2 separate regions of the Homo sapiens genome follow, and region 1 is linked to region 2. Evidence: read pairs that join two places in POLR2A ChIA-PET (ENCODE). Cell type or tissue: Panc1. All regions are shown on one strand.

Region 1 (8,000 bases), 340 kb after region 2:
TTTCTCTCTCTCACGTATTCTCCTTGGCAACTGTCTCATCTTTCCCTCAATCCCTCCCTCCCTCCCTCCCTCTCTCTCTCATCTTAGCCCCTTCTTCAAATGTTAAAAAAAATAAAAACAGTTTTAAGAGAAAAACATAAACAACTTGAAGACTAGTTTATAAAACAGTGAATGCTGAACTACTTACAATATAGTGATTAGAAAGAAAAGCAGAATATAAAACCAAACATACAGTACAATGACATTGCTTTACAAAAAATATACATAGAAAAAAGGATTAAATTTTAAAAAGCATGCCAAATGTAGACAGCAGTAACTTTGGCTGGTGGGGATATGGATGATTATCGTTTTTTTCTTTAAACTTTTCTGCACTCAAAACTGTCTAAAATTATTAACAGCACACTTATCCTCAGAAAATTTTAATAAAAATACATAAAGTAATAAAATGGCACATATGTAATCAACTTAAAAAGCCCCCCCCCCTTTTTTTTCATTCAGTAAGGTGTATTAGCCTCTATAGGATATTTGCTGGCTTGGTAATTAAAATGTTAAGGGTAAATCCAGCTTTAGGCAAAATCTGATCCAGCAATCCAAGAGCCATTGTCAGAGCTCTCTCTTTTCAGTTCTGACTGCCTTTCTTTGGGTGTTGGCCCTATCCTCTCCTACTGCAATCCAGGATACCTCCACCTTTTTCCACTTGAAGGCGAACTTGGTGGTCCCAGATTCATACTTTTCCACTTCTGGGAACCCAGAGGTGAGATGTCTTTCCCCACTAGCTTCAATGAGACAAATACTGGGAAAAGACCAGGGTTGGATGAGTTGGGATCATGGACCATGATGAGTCATCCCTGGAATAATCAATGTGACAAGGGGATTGGGTACTATGAATGTCTGGTCCAGGTCACACGTCACGGTGGGAAATGGACATGGAGGAGGGGATGGATAAAGCACAAAAGCACCCAAACAAAAATGTCCCTAAGACAGCACAGTCTCCCCTGCAAGGATTGTATGATCTAGTTAGAAAACTAAGACAAGCATAGAAAAGGGTAAAACAAAAACAAGGAATAAACAATAAGTTTATTTAAACATGGCACAAGGCAGAACATGATTAATTTTCCAACAATAGCATAGACAGTAAGTCCTAGGCCAAGAATTCAGGGGTGGGATAACCTGAGCAAACTTGGTGGAAGGGAAGGAATGTAAGCTGGGTTCTGAAAGATGGGAAGGTTTGGAGAACAGATGGAAATGGCAACATCAGTTCAAACTAAGAGAATGGCCTGAGCGTAGCCACAGAGATGGTCAAGTGAAAGATGTGTGAGAATAGAAACAGGGTCAGGAATGTGAGTAATTTTAGTCACACGCTAGAGATATTAATTGGGGCTGGAGTGCAGTGGCTTTGAAAGCTAAGCTCATGACTTTGAATTTATGTGGTAGCCGGTGAGGAGTCACCAAGGTTTTTAAACAGGGAACTGGTGAGATGCAGGTCATACATAAGGACAACCTGCCTCGTGGCAGGAGCAGGAGGAACTGGAGCTGAGAAAGATCAGAGGCAGAACAACCAGTTGAGAGGTTGCTGCAATGGTCCATGTGTGAAGTAATAAGGGCTGGAATGAGGGAGGTGACGATGAGGAATGGAAAGGAAGAGACATTTCATTCATCAACTCATTCATTCATCCAACAAGCATTTGTTAATCACTGACAACCAGGAACTCTACTAGATCAGCCACTAAGTTCATCAAGGAAGGTGTGGCACGGCTTGCCTTCTGCTGGAATACCAGGTCCTAGCTGAAGGTGACCAAAGACCATGGTGTTGCTGTTAAGAGAAATAGCAAAGTCAGGAGAAAGAACTAGTTTGGGCATCTAAGAACAAATAATTCCGAATCTAGTTTGACGGTACAGCAGGGCGGGCAGATGGAACTATCCAGCAGGCAGGAGAAAATGTAGGACTTGACCTGGAGAGGGAGATCAAGACAGAAGGTTGAGATGTGGATACCTCTGTGCACAGGGGAGCGTCACCTCCACAGGAGCACTGTGACTTAGGAAGGTCTGAGCCAGCCTGACTGAGCTTTATGCCGAGCTCAGAGCAGGGACAAAAATGGAGATCTCTTTGCCTGTCCGCTCTACGTTAGGTGCAATATAAACCTGATACGAACTTCTGCCTCTTTCCTGTGATTCCTGACACGATGGCCCCATCAGCATCACACATGTTGAGATGATTTTTCAGAAGCTGATTACTTAAAACCTCTAATCCAACTCCCGTTTCACCTCTGGATTGAAAAGTGCTCTTCTCCCTCTGTCCCAGCTAGAAAAGGGTGTGCTGCAACCAGATGGTAAACTGTGGACAGAAATAAACCCTGTTCACATGTAGCAAGAATATTTATATCCAATCCCATAATATCACTGCAGGCATAATTATAGCCAATCCTGCAATTGTGCTGCGGGTATCAGGCATCAGAAAAACCAACCCAAAGTGCCACAGAGAGACCAGGGAGATATGGGAACTGTAGAGGCAGCTGCTGCCCCTGAGAGACCCCTGGGCAGAAGTAGGGTGGGGCTATTTAGAGATTATGGAGGGGCTCTGCCAATGGTGGTGAAGAGGGACGTGATAATTTCACAGATTACATAGCTCAAACTCCAGTTTCAGTAGTACTGCATGCTTTTATTTGTAACTTTTAAGAAATTATAAAATCAATGCTTATTCATTGTACAAGGTTTAGGAAATATGGGAAAGTGTCTATAATCCCACAATCCAAAAATAGCATTGTTGCTGGTATGGTGGCTTATACCTGTAATCTCGGCACTTTGAGAGGCCAAGGTGGAAGGATGGCTTGAGGCCAGGCATTGAGGACCAGCCCAGGCAGCACAGTGAGACCCTGTCTGTCTCTATAGAAGTAAATAAAAGTAAATAGCCAGGCATGGTGACATGCACCTGCAGCCTCAGCTACTCAGGAGGCTGAGATGGAAGGATCTCTTCAGCCCAGGAGTTCAAGGCTGCAGTGAACCATGCTAGTGCCCTGCACTATAGCCTGGGCAACAGGGCAAGACCCTGTATAAAAAAAAAAAAAAAAAAAAAAAAAAAAAAAAGTGGCCGGGCACAGTGGCTTATGCCTATAATCCTAACACTTTGGGAGCCCAAGGTGACTGGATCACCTGAGGTCAGGAGTTCGAGACCAGCCTGGCCAACATGGTGAAACCCCGTTTCTACTAAAAATACCAAAAAATTAGCCGAGTGTGGTGGTGCACGCCAGTAGTCCCAGCTACTCGCGAGGCTGAGGCAGGAGGATCACTTGAATCTGGGAGGCAGAGGTTGCAGTGATCCGAGATCGCACCATTGCACTCCAGTCTGGGCAACAAAAGCAAAGCTCTGTCTCAAAAAAAAAAAGCATTGCTTGCTAACATTTTATAATTTGTTGTTATAGTATTTTACTTTGCATATATGTGTTTTGTGTCATACTGTAAATAACATTCTACATCTTGTTTATTTCATTTAATATCATATTTCCTCATATTGTTAAGATATATTCCAAAACATTATTTTACTGTGGTATTTCAGGGGAAGAAGGTAACAAAAAAAACCACAAAACATTATTTTAAAACCTTTTTCTGTAGTATTTTTATGAAATGGAATACTATATAGCCGTTAAAATGAATAAACTAGAGCTTCATGTAGCAACACAAATAATTGTTAATATAAGGTTAATAAAAAGGTAATTTGCAGAGCCAGGTATTAATATATAATTCAATGTCATTTTTGAGAAGTTAAAAGCTCTAATGCCAGAAGCAGTGGCTCACATCTGTAGTCCCAGCACTTTTCAAGGCCAAGGCCTATGGATCGCTTGAGCCCAGGAGTTTGAGATCAGCCTGGGCAACATGGCAAAACTCTGTCTCTACCAAAATATAAAATTTAGCTGGTGTAGTCACAGCTACTCCAGAGGCTGAGGTGGGAGGATTGCTTTAGCCTGAGAGACAGAGGCTGCAGTGAGCCATGATTGTGCCACTGCACTCCAGCCTGGGCAAAATGGCAACTCTATCTCAAAAAAAAAAAAAAATCTGAAACAATATTATACATTGTTTATGTTGACTTACATGTAAAAAGTATAGAGGCCTGCACAGTGGCTCACGCCTGTAATCCTAGCACTTTGGAAAGCCAAGGCAGGCGGATCATGAGGTCAGGAGATCGAGACCATCCTGACTAACACAGTGAAACCCTGTCTCTACTAAAAATACAAAAATATTAGCCGGGCGTGGTGGCGGGCGCCTGTAGTCCTAGCTACTTGGGAGGCTGAGGCAGGAGAATGGCATGAACCTGGGAGGTGGAGCTTGCGGTAAGCCGAGATTGCGCCACTGCACTCCAGCCTGGGCGACAGAGCGAGACTCTGTCTCAAAAAAAAAAAAAAAAAAAAAAAAGTATAGAAAATGTATGGGAAAAATTTTCTGCAGGGAAAGAGGAAACAGGTTGAAATTAAGGAGGAGTATAAAGGAGCTTTGATTGTTTCTATAATTTGTTTTTTGGGTTTTTTTTTTTTTTTTGAAACAAGGTCTGGCTCTATCTCTCAGGCTGGAGTACAGTAGCATGACCTTGGCTCACTGCAACCTCTGCCTGCTAGTCTCAAGCCATCCTCCCACCTCAGCTTCCTGAGTAGCTGGGGTTACAGGCATGCACCACCACGCCAGGTTAATTTTTGTATTTTTTGTAGAGACAGGGTTTCGCCATGTTGCCCAGGCTAGTTTTGAACTCCTGAGTTCAAGAGATCCTCCACCCTGGCTTCCCAAAATGCTGGGATGACAGGTGTGAGCCACTGCGCCCAGCCTGCTATTTCTTTTAAAAGGATTTAAAACAAATATAGCAAAACCTTAAAATGTATTAAATCTGTGATGAATAAATGTGTTCTTTATAGTCTGTATTTTTCTGCATGTTTGAAATATAGACATCATTATTTTTTAAATTAGTAGTATTCATTTTTTAGAGAAGTTTTAGGTTTACAGAAAAGTTGAGCAGAAAGTACAGGGAGTTTCTTCTTAAATTCCCACCTCACAGTTTCCTCTATTATTACCATCTTGCATTACTGTGGGTCATTTGTTACAACCGATGAGCCAATACTGATACCTTATTATTAGCTAAAGTCCACAGTTTTCATTAGGATTCACTCTTTGTATTATGCATTCTATGGATTTTGACAAATGTATAATGACATAGATCCACTATAAGAGTGTCATACAGAGTAGTTTCACTGCCCTAAAAATCCTCCGTGTGCCACCTATTCATCCCTCCTTCCACCCAAACACCTGGAAACCACTGATCTTTCCACTTTCTCCAGTTTTGCCTTTTCCAGAATGTCACATACTTGGAATCACACAGTGTGTCTTTTCAGATAGGCTCCTGAATCATTTATTTTTTAAATCAAAAATTGAAAGCCAACCACAATGAAGAAAACAAAAATCATCAGAAACTTCACTATTTCAAGATAATCACTATTAACCATACACACGATTTACTTTTTTCATGTAAATGGGATCATAGTGTGCAAAATATTATATTGCCTTTCTTTTCCACTTAACAACATAGTATGAAACTACGTAATTCAGGATTTTTCTTCTTTTTTTTTTTTTAAAGTCTACAAGAATGTTTCACGATGTGGATTAAATTAGTGAGCTAACCGATCCTTTACTTTCAGACTATTAGGCTTTCACCTGTGGCATGAAGTTTTCCTGGCTTTGAGGATCCCCTCTTAAACTAGAAAAGGCCCTTGAAGTCTCCAGAGAAGGGGGGATATAAGGCTACTGGAAATACCTTTCTAGATATGTGTCACCTGTATGACATGTTTGACATTAAGTGTGAGTTCTCGGCAGTCAAGGACATTGTCAACCACTTCTCCCCTCATTACCAAACACATGAAGCAGGTATTGATGAACATGGTGGAATGGATCCAACTTGCCCTGCAACAATCACTTTGGAGTCACCTCTAAGGAAATTCTCAAGCCACACAGGGTGCTGACTCCTTAAGAGCTGGTACCGTACACTAGGAACTAAGAAAGACACCAGAGTGGTAAGAGGGTGCCCTGTTTTGTGGAGCAGAGCAAGACAGATGCTATGAAGAACTGGGATGACAGACTGGGTGGGGACAGTGGGCAGTGGGTGTGTCTGCTCAGAGAATCTGGAGGGTGGGAAAGTGAGAGCCCAGCACTACTGCCCTGAAGCCCAGTAGCCATGAGGGGCTGGAGTTTTATGTAGATGGAGGAAGTCCACAGGCTCCTCTGAGAGCATTTACTCTTTTTAGTCAGTTTATCACACTGGTTGAGAACTTGGGATCTAGTATGGGACTTCTGGTTCAAAACCCCACTCAATCACTCTCTGGCTATTTGGCTTTGGGCAAATGGCTAAGCCATGATGGCTCAACCCCAGAAGGGGGAATATAAAAGTTGTTGTGATGGTTAAGTGAGATTATATGTGCAAAGTACTTGGCACTTAGTGAGTGCTTGGTAAATGCTAGCAATAATAATGATGATAGTGATAATAAAGCTTAGCACCTGTTCTTTTGAAAAGAAAAGTAGTCACTGAGAGCATAAGATAGCCAAGCCAAGAAGATCAGCATGAGTCTCACACTGACGCTCCCACCTAGAGAAAAGCCCAGCACATTTCACCAAGGCAGGCATGCCTGGATTCAAGTGGGTGGGGCACTGTAGGAGCAGAAAATAGGAACACCCCATTAGATAACTCAAAAGGAATTTGGGCAACTTTAATGATTTTTGCAAGCTATCTGCCAGCCTATATGTATGTCCTCTGTGTTCATGTTTGTTCTCATGTGTAACCACCTCTAGCTCCTACCTTTTTTTGGGTTGCTGAATCCAGCCATTGCAGATGGATTTTCAAATGGATACATGGCCTTTGAAGTCACCTAGTTCTACTTCCCACCAATGAGGGGATTTCTGTGGAAAACACCTCTACATGTCCTCGTCTAATCTAGGGGATATCCTGGATTCCTCCCTTTCCTTCGGCCACTCCCAAGCAAACCTTGTTTCTATCTTCAAAAAAGATCTTAGATCTCTCCTCTCCTGCTAGCACCATTGGCACTCTCCTAGAGTAAGCCTCCTTCACCCCACACATAGGCAGCTAGTCCCTAATAGACTTACTGGCTATTCTTCCCCAGGAACCAGGGTACTTTCTAAAAATGTAAATCAGATCATGACTCTCTCTCTATCCTAGGCTGGGTTCCCAGAAGCAGACCCTGACACAGAAATTCATGAGCAAGTGTTTTATTTAAAAAGAGCCCCAGGCAGAAACTGGTAAGAAAGTAGGGAAAGCTGGACAGGGAAGTGGAATACATCAGGCAAGGAAAAGTCTGGAAGCCTGGATTTCAGGCCCAGACCCAGCCTCAGCCTGATTCCTCAGGAAAACTGCAGAATAAATTGCAGCCAGAACTTGTTCCTCCTAAACATAATGGGGCTGGGCTTTCGTGCCTTCACCTGACTAGCTGAGTGCTTGGCTAAGGAGGCTTTCTGTGCATGTAAGCAAAGAGCTCTGGTAGCTGAAGGGCTACCCTTGGAACAAAGCTGTATGTGCCCAGCCCTTAAAAATAAAAGCACACAGAAGCTGGGGAACCAGTACATCAAAACTGCAAAAGCGATTCAAGAAAACCTCAGCAGAGCATCAACCAACAGGATCAACTCCAGTTCCCTCCCTTATTTCTTATCTCAGACCCTTGTTCATTTCCTTTATAGAACACGTCATGGTTTACAAGTAATTTGTGTAATTATTTGTCTCTATCCTTGTTTGTCCCCACTAAAACCTCCAGGAAGGAGTGCTTGTCTTGTTGCCTTTTGTACCCCAGTCCCTAGAACAGAGATAACATATTGTGGATCTTCCACAAAAATTTGTAGGAATGAATGAATGAATCAATGAATGAATGAATCAATGAATGAATGATGGGACCTTGGTTTGGACACTTTCGGTGATGGGGAGCTTCTACAGCATGTAGCAGCTCATCCATTTTCAGAAAGCC
Region 2 (8,000 bases):
TGCCTCATTTAAGCCTCAGGACAAACCTCTGAGTGAAGTGCCATCATTACTCTTGTTTCTAGCTGGGACAAAAAAAAAAAAGCTGAAGTTAAGAGAAATGACCAAGGAAAGTTCTCCGTGTTTGTTGAGTTTTCTATGTGAGATCCCCTGGAGAGTGGGGATCCTGACTTATTTTTCTCAGTCTCCCCTGGGGCTAGCCAGAGTGCTCAATTCATATCACTAAATGATTGTGAGAGGGAAGTAAATGTAGGTTTCTGGATTCATCATTCTATCAGGTGAGCTGGGAGGAATATGCTTCAGCAAGAGGCCACATGCTTTACCTCACAGGTGACAGAGGGATCATGGATGAAGACGGCTACTTCTGGTGGTCTGGTAGAGTTGATGATGTTGCCAATGCATTGGGTCAGAGATTGTGAATGCTTTGGTTATTGCTATTGAGCCTGGGGCTGTGGGAGTTTGAAGAAGACTCTGGACTGCTTCCAATACGTAGGAATTATATTTCTAAAGTTTAGAAAATGCAAACAACCAAAAATAAAAAAATAAAACTCATCCATAATCTCATATTGTGGAGTATATTCTTCTAATCTTCTTTCTTCTTATACATAAACTTTTTTTTTTGGTAGAATTGAGTTCAGGGAGAAATGCTCTAGCGTAACTTGCCTTTTTCACTCAACAATGTAACAGAAATATTTTTCTGTGCAATTAAATATAAAAATTCATTTTTTAAATTAGTTTATCACGACCAATAAGTACACAGATCTTACATGAATACTGTCAGGCCTCTGAGCCCAAGCTAAGCCATCATATCCCCTGTGACCTGCACGTACACATCCAGATGGCCGGTTCCTGCCTTAACTAATGACATTCTACCACAAAAGAAGTGAAAATGGCCTGTTCCTGCCCTAACTGATGACATTATCTTGTGAAATTCCTTCTCCTGGCTCATCCTGGCTCAAAAGCTCCCCTACTGAGCACCTCGTGACCCCCATTCCTGCCCGCCAGAGAACCCCCCTTTTTCCTTTACCTACCCAAATCCTATAAAACGGCCCCACCCCTATCTCCCTTCGCTGACTCTCTTTTCGGACTCAGCCCGCCTGCACCCAGGTGAAATAAACAGCCTTGTTGCTCATACTAAGCCTGTTTTGTGGTCTCTTCACACGGATGCGAATGAAAAATAGCCCAATGGATGTCTACACACATACACACCCCTGTAACCGTCTAGATCAAGATATAGGATATTTTTAGCCTCCTGGGCTCTCTCATGTCCTCATACCTCTGTGAAAGCTGTACTTCTTTCATGAATTTTGGACGAATTTCTATGCCTAATAACAGTTTCAGAGACTGAGAAAAGGAGACTAAATTCTAAGGAGCAACAAATTCCAAGGGCAGATGGTGGCAAGTAGATACCATGGGTCATCCTGATTCAGAGCTTGCTGACCACAAAAATCACAGGAATGTTGAGAAATAGAAATCAAGATCTAGGTTTTATGGACTCATTGCTATTACATGCCACTGCTTCTGGGACGTGAGTCAGCAAACTTGCTTTCTCTCCACTATTCCACTCTGATCCTTGACCCAATTAAACAATCCCAACTATATTTTGCTCAGGAAGTCTCTCTCCTTTGAGCACTCCTTGTTGCAGTAGCAGTAAACGAAGTGCTTGCCTCTGCCTCTAACTGCTCTCAATTTGTACTTTGAGACCCTCCTCCACAAGTAGCAATTATTCTGACTTCTAAAGTGCAGGTCAAATCTGCCTGTTCCTGAATTTCATATAAATGGAATCATACAGTTTGCACCCTTTTGTGTCTGTCTTCTCACAAAATAATGTCTGGACAATTCATTTATGTTGTTGTATGGATCAACAGTCCATTCTTTTTCATTGCTATGCAGAATTCCATTGTATGAATACACCCAGAATTTATCCATTCTTATGTTAATGGTGACTGAGGTTGTTTCCAATTTAAGAATGCCTCCTTTGCCCAACACCGCTGCACCTGGGAAGTTAGGCATTTTCTCTCACCCTTGGGATTAAGTGTGCGGGTGGTCAAGCAGCAGCGATTTCCAAGCCCCCCTAGCAGCTCTCACAGCAGGTGTCACAAAAGAGTTTGCACCACTCCAAACAGTCAAAACGGGCCATCCCCCCACCCGACCCCCGCCTTCTCTGGATTTTAAAGACTGTGTAGGAGGAGAAAATGGGGACGGGGGTCCCCTGGTTAATTCATTTATCTTAAGTTCCCGTAACCAAACTAGCCCCTCAGTTTACGCCTTTGACCCTCAAAGTTCTTTCCACTTCGTACCGTGAGATCAGAATCCCTGAAAGAAGCTTCTTGCCCTACCCGGCTGACCATCCTTGGGCACTCAGCTGTGCTGGGATGCTGTTGCCCTATTTCCCGCGTAGAAACAACTGCTGGTGGCGCCGCCGGCTGAAGAGTGCAGAACTGTGGCCCTGAGCCAAGCTGGGGCAAATATGGGAGACGCGGGATGGGAGAGAGTGGGGAGAGAGGACGCTATGAGGATTCTTGGAGGGAGGGACCAGAGCAGAGGTGGTGAGTGGCAGGAGGAGGCAAATGTCCCCGCAACCAGGAAGTTCATCGGGTTGAAGTTTCCTCTGCCGTCGCCTCCTGCTCGCCAGCAGAGCTGAGCCTGGTGTGCTGCCTTTCTGGAAAGCCTGCCACCACCACCCTCGGCGTGGGATGCCGGCCCGCGAGGAACCTCGGGGACACACAAATGGCCGCACCTGAATCTGGCTGCCATTGTGACTCTGCCGCGCACGCGCAGCTCCATCCCCTTTGAGGCGCGCATGTGCTCGCCAAGGGGGCGCTTCTGTCAGGCCTCTGAGCCCAAGCCAAGCCATCGCATCCCCTGTGACTTGCACGTAAAAGCCCAGATGGCCTGAAGTAACTGAAGAATCACAAAAGAAGTGAATATGCCCTGCCCCACCTTAACTGATGACATTCCACCACAAAAGAAGTGTAAATGGCCGGTCCTTGCCTTAACTGATGACATTACCTTGTGAAAGTCCTTTTCCTGGCTCATCCTGGCTCAAAAAGCACCCCTACTGAGCACCTTGCGATCCCCACTCCTGCCCACCAGAGAACCAACCCCCTTTGATTGTAATTTTCCTTTACCTACCCAAATCCTGTAAAATGGCCCCACCCTTATCTCCCTTCGCTGACTCTCTTTTCGGACTCAGCCCGCCTGCACCCAGGTGAAATAAACAGCCATGTTGCTCACACAAAGCCTGTTTGGTGGTCTCTTCACATGGACGCGCATGAAAGCTTCCTCCAAAAGGAAAGCCAGAGGCACGCAGGCCTAGGTTGCCTCGCCGCCCCCTGCGCCTTTTCCTGCAGACTGGTGCATAGTATTTTTAAAAATATTGCGAGGACAACGTCTTCTCTGCGAGCCTGGGGAAGAGGCGAAACCACGGGAAGAGTTGAGATGTATCCAGTTAACCAGGTAGAAATTGTACCTCCAGGACTCATCAAGGCTAAATATAAAAGTTGCGTGGTTTTTTTGTTTTTGCTTTTTGAGACTGAGTCTCGCTTTTGTCGCCCAGGCTGGAGTGTAATGGCGCAATATCAGCTCACTGCAACCTCCACCTCCTGGGTTCAAGTAATTCCCCTGCCTTGGCTGGGATTACAAGCGCCCGCCACCACGCCCGGCTTTTTTTTTTTTTTTTTTTTTTTAAGTAGAGACAGGGTTTGCCCATGTTGGCCAGGCTGGTCTCGAACTCCTGACCTCAGGTGATCCGCCTGCCTCGGCCTCCCAAAGTGCTGGGATTACAGGCGTGAGCCGCTGCACCTGGCCAAAAGTTGTGTGTGTTTATCAGGGACAACCCCTGTGCTTTGAGTTCTACCTGAGCTGTGAATCTCCTGTTATTACTAATTTGTCTACAGATGAGTAAACTGAGGTTCAGAGAGATTACATGACTTATCCATGTCATACAGTGATCAAGAAGTGGAGCCAGGATTTGAACCCATGAAGTCCCACTCCAGATTCCTTCGTATAAGTTTACACGGAAAAAAATTTTTAGATAAGATGTCTAGGTGCCTTCTTTCCTGCCTGCTTTAAAAAAAAAAATCAGCTGGAAGAATTTTTTAATTGTTTTTGTTTTCATAATTGATAATCGTGTGGGGAGCACTAATTCCCCAAGTGGGTCACAAGGAGTTATCCTGAGCAGGAATGCTCTTACTGTCCCCCTTGCTCCTGTACTCATACCGTCTACCTCTTGGGGACACAGCACTAAGTAAATTTCACCGATTGAGTGTTCCTATGTTCTAGAAAATGGCACTCTACACTCACAAGGGGTCGTATATAAGCTGGCATTTCAACTATGTCTTCAACAGGCCATACCATCACCCTTTTATGCTGGCCATTTCTGGGTGGTGCAGATTGTGATAGATCCACTGGACTCCATGGTCATGTGCCCACTGCTGTGCCTCCTTTGCAGTAAAATGGGTCCTTGGTCCCACAAGGCCATGAGGGATCCTGCGCTAGTGGATCTAAAGATCTTTGTGTCCTCAGAAAGTGTTGTGTTTGAGGCCCTGTGGACAGCAAAGGCAAACCCAATATACCTATATGGGTCTATTCCTGACTGAATAAATAAATCACTGCACTTTCCAAAATGGAAGGGATCCAAGCTAGTCAGCTTGCCACCAAGTGGCTTAGCTGGTGTCTTCAAAAGATAGCACTGTTCAGTTGGTCATTCTTGCTGGAAGGTTGAACATTTGGCAGCCAATAGCTAGATTGGCCTTGAAATAGAAGCCCATCTTACTGCAACCACGTAGAGCCTCTGACAATCATGGATACCCCACCCACGCACCCATTACGCCAACACAGGGGTGCCCAACAACAGGCTGGCTCATGTCCATTGGTTAATTCATTTTGTCAACCTGGTCACTTACTGTCTCTTCCATGGTTTATTCTAATGAGGGTTAACAGAGGTCTATCCACATTCCTCTACTCCAGACCTCCTTGTCCTGATCTTCTCATCTTTACCCTCTGATCAGCCAACCACATCATTCACCACTGTCCATAAGTCCAGGCACATTTATACTGAAGCCACTTCTTTTGCCACACAAAGTAGATCATTAGGAATACTACCGGAAGCTCTGCCCAGTGGGAGGACTTCTTTTCTCCTTACAAAGCCAGCTCAAGAAGTACAGCAGTGCAGCCACCATTTCAGCATGCCCTTACATACCTAGCCAACTCATCCATGAATCAAGTCTGGGCTTCCTCTTCCACCATCTGCTGCTCATACGGGATCCCCCATCAGCCATGGGGAATTGCTAAGGGAGGGGCACAGCAGTAGAAAGAATGAGTATCCAGGCTTCCATGCCCCTACAGCTCACATATTTCCTTCAGCCCTGCTCAAGCCTTCCTCTCATCTCATGAGGGATTGCTCTGGAAGATGCCTGACCTTCTGACCTAATGAGAATGAGAGAACCCAAATCATGATGGGCAGTTCTGCCACCTGATGTCCCATGGTCAGGGGCTTTGTCTCTATCCAAGCTGTGGAAGAATGCCAGGAGTTATTTTATGAAAAGCATAAAGTTCTGTACTGCAGATGGCAGTCTTGTTCTAGAACCCAAGGGGCTTGGGTTTTTATTCTCCCACTGGTGTACCATCTTGAAAACTCTGACATCATAGGGTCTCCTAGATCACATGAACCAAGCACAGAGCCACTTCCACTATAGCCTGCACCTGCTGCAGATCACTTTTCTGCTCTGGGCCAGATCAAAGCTGGCAGCCTTGAAGGGAAACAGAAATCCAAGATGTCTTTGTTTTAAGGTGTGTTTAAAGTTGTGTTGTCCAATACAGTAGCCACTACCCCCATGTGTCTACTGAGCACTTGAAATGTGGCTTGTGACAAATGTTGAAATGATAATACTTTGGATATATAGTATTATATAAAATGTATTATTGGCCGGGCACGGTGGCTCACACCTGTAATGTCAGCACTCTGGGAGGCTGAGGTGGGCTGATCGCTTGAGCCCAGGAGCTCAAGATCACCCTGGACAACATAGCAAAACCCCACCTCTATTAAAAAATATAAAAATTAGCCAGGCACGGCGACTTGTGCCTGTAGTCCCAACTACTCAGGGGACTGAGGTGGGAAGATCACTTGAGACCAGGAGGTCGAGGAAGCCATGATTGTGCCACTGCACTCCAGCCTGGGTGACAGAGCAAGACCTTGTCTCAAAAAATATAAAAAAGAAAGTATTACTGGCCGGGCGTGGTGGCTCACACTTGTAATCCCAGCACTTTGGGAGGCCGAGGTGAGTGGATCACAAGGTCAGGAGTTCGAGACCAGCCTGGCCAACACAGTGAAACCCCTTCTCTACTAAAAATACAAAAATTAGCTAGGCATGGTGGTGCGCGCCTGTAATCCCAGCTACTTGGGAGACTGAGGCAGGCGAATGGCTTGAACCTGGGAGGTGGAGGTTGCAGTGAGCCAAGATTGTGCCACTGCACTCCAGCCTGGACGACAGAGCTAGACTCTGTCTCAAAAAAAAAAAAAGGTATTATTACAATTAATTTTACCTGCTTTTTTTGTCTTTTCACATTGCTACTAGAGAATTTTAAATTACATTCATGCGTTGCATCATACTTCTATTGGACAGCGATGAAGCAGCAATCACCCATTTACAGATTTACCAAGCTTGTGGACTATCTGCCACTAGCAAGGTACTGAGCTGAGTGCCGAGGAGAAAAGGCTGAAAAAGACAAAGGATCAGCTCTCATGCAAGGCTTCTTTCCTTTCACGAGATGAGTGATTAGTGTCTTGTGTGATGCATGCCAAGAAGGTGTCCCCTGGGTATGGAAGCATAGGAGAGTGGCATCCAAGTCATGCTGGGCAGTCAGGAAGCCTGTCTGGAGGAGGAGGTGGCTCAATCTCGAAAGACAACAGAAATTTATTAAATGTTAAAAGTAATCAAGGGGTGCAGGAAGAGCATACCAAGTCAGAGAAAACAGCTTGATCACAGTCTGCATGACTCTGGCTGAGTTTTTCCTCTTCAAGAAATTTTCTGAAAGCTTAGTAATTAAAGATGGCTACAGAGTTAGACTGTTCCTTCCAATCTTTTCATTTTAGAGGAAGCATGAAAGAGAAACAATCAGATAAATATGGTAGGCATGAAGCACAAAAAATAGGCCAAATCTCAAATTGCTCTCAGCAGTAATTTTTTTTTTTTTTTTTTTTTTTTTTTTTGAGACGTAGTCTCACTCTGTCACCCAGGCTGGAGTGCAGTGACACAATCTCAGCTCACTGCAACCTCTACCTCCCAGGTTCAAGTGATTCTCCTGCCTCAGCCTCCAGAGTAGCTGGAACTGCAGGCATGCACCACTATGCCCAGCGAACTTTTGTATTTTTAGTAGAGACAGGGTTTCACCATGTTGGCCAGGCTGGTCTGAAACTCCTTACCTCAAGTGATCCACCCACTTCAGCCTCCCAAAGTGCTGGGATTACAGGCATGGGCCACCACGCCCGGCAGAGCAGTAAATATTTGTATGTGCCAAATACTGGGGGCAAAAGGGAAGGGCTTCTTTGCCACATAACACAACTGGCACTTAGGGGTGGTAATGCTGACATTCTGTTTCATTCAGTCAGGAAATGAACTCCTCATACAGGCTATATTGAATAGTAATAATGGTCACCTGAAGCTGTTGGTGTTTGGCCTCCCCTGGAAGCAAGATATCTGTATGAAAGACCCACACCTAAGAAGTAATACTGACAAATGTCAGACATTTGATTGGCACATTATCTGAGGAGAGGGATTAGAGAAAGTTCTAAGTATCCATGACTCATCTATTCCTTACAATCAAAATCCAAATCATGACTGTTAATGTCTTTGTAAATGAGTCAGACCTGCTGTGGTTCAGAGACTTTTCATTTTATGTTGATTTCTAAGAATTGCATAGTTTAAGCCACCTTGACTTTTATAAGCGTAGAAACAGATGGGGTTTAAAGTAAGAACTCATTAACTGCCAAAAAATAAAAA

The links. Peaks named below come from ENCODE experiments on the same cell type or tissue, not always from the same donor. Only the 100,000 strongest peaks of a DNase experiment are listed, where the experiment ranks them.
Region 1: POLR2A ChIA-PET joins it to region 2 with 10 read pairs; 2 of 35 experiments call an interaction of 5 or more read pairs at or near these places.

The regions. Positions count from the first base shown.
Region 1 is chr10:95,572,831-95,580,830 of GRCh38, forward strand. No RefSeq gene overlaps it. Among named protein-coding and RNA genes, the nearest start is that of SORBS1, 15 kb to the left of the region's middle. In Panc1, no CTCF peak of the experiment used is centred here; no DNase peak of the experiment used is centred here.
Region 2 is chr10:95,228,369-95,236,368 of GRCh38, forward strand. It overlaps ACSM6 (acyl-CoA synthetase medium chain family member 6), which reads left to right. Exons shown (of 11, transcript NM_207321.3): 11 at 276-561. The coding sequence ends at 416. LOC107984257 (a long non-coding RNA gene) reads right to left here and starts at 410. Exons shown (of 10, transcript XR_007062253.1): 1 at 321-410; 2 at 1-62. RefSeq lists enhancers at 513-1,082, 2,222-2,790, 2,664-2,958, 2,791-3,360 and a silencer at 1,904-2,198. In Panc1, no CTCF peak of the experiment used is centred here; DNase peaks (open chromatin) are centred at 1,443 and 7,862; H3K4me3 peaks cover 361 bases; H3K27ac peaks cover 6,778 bases.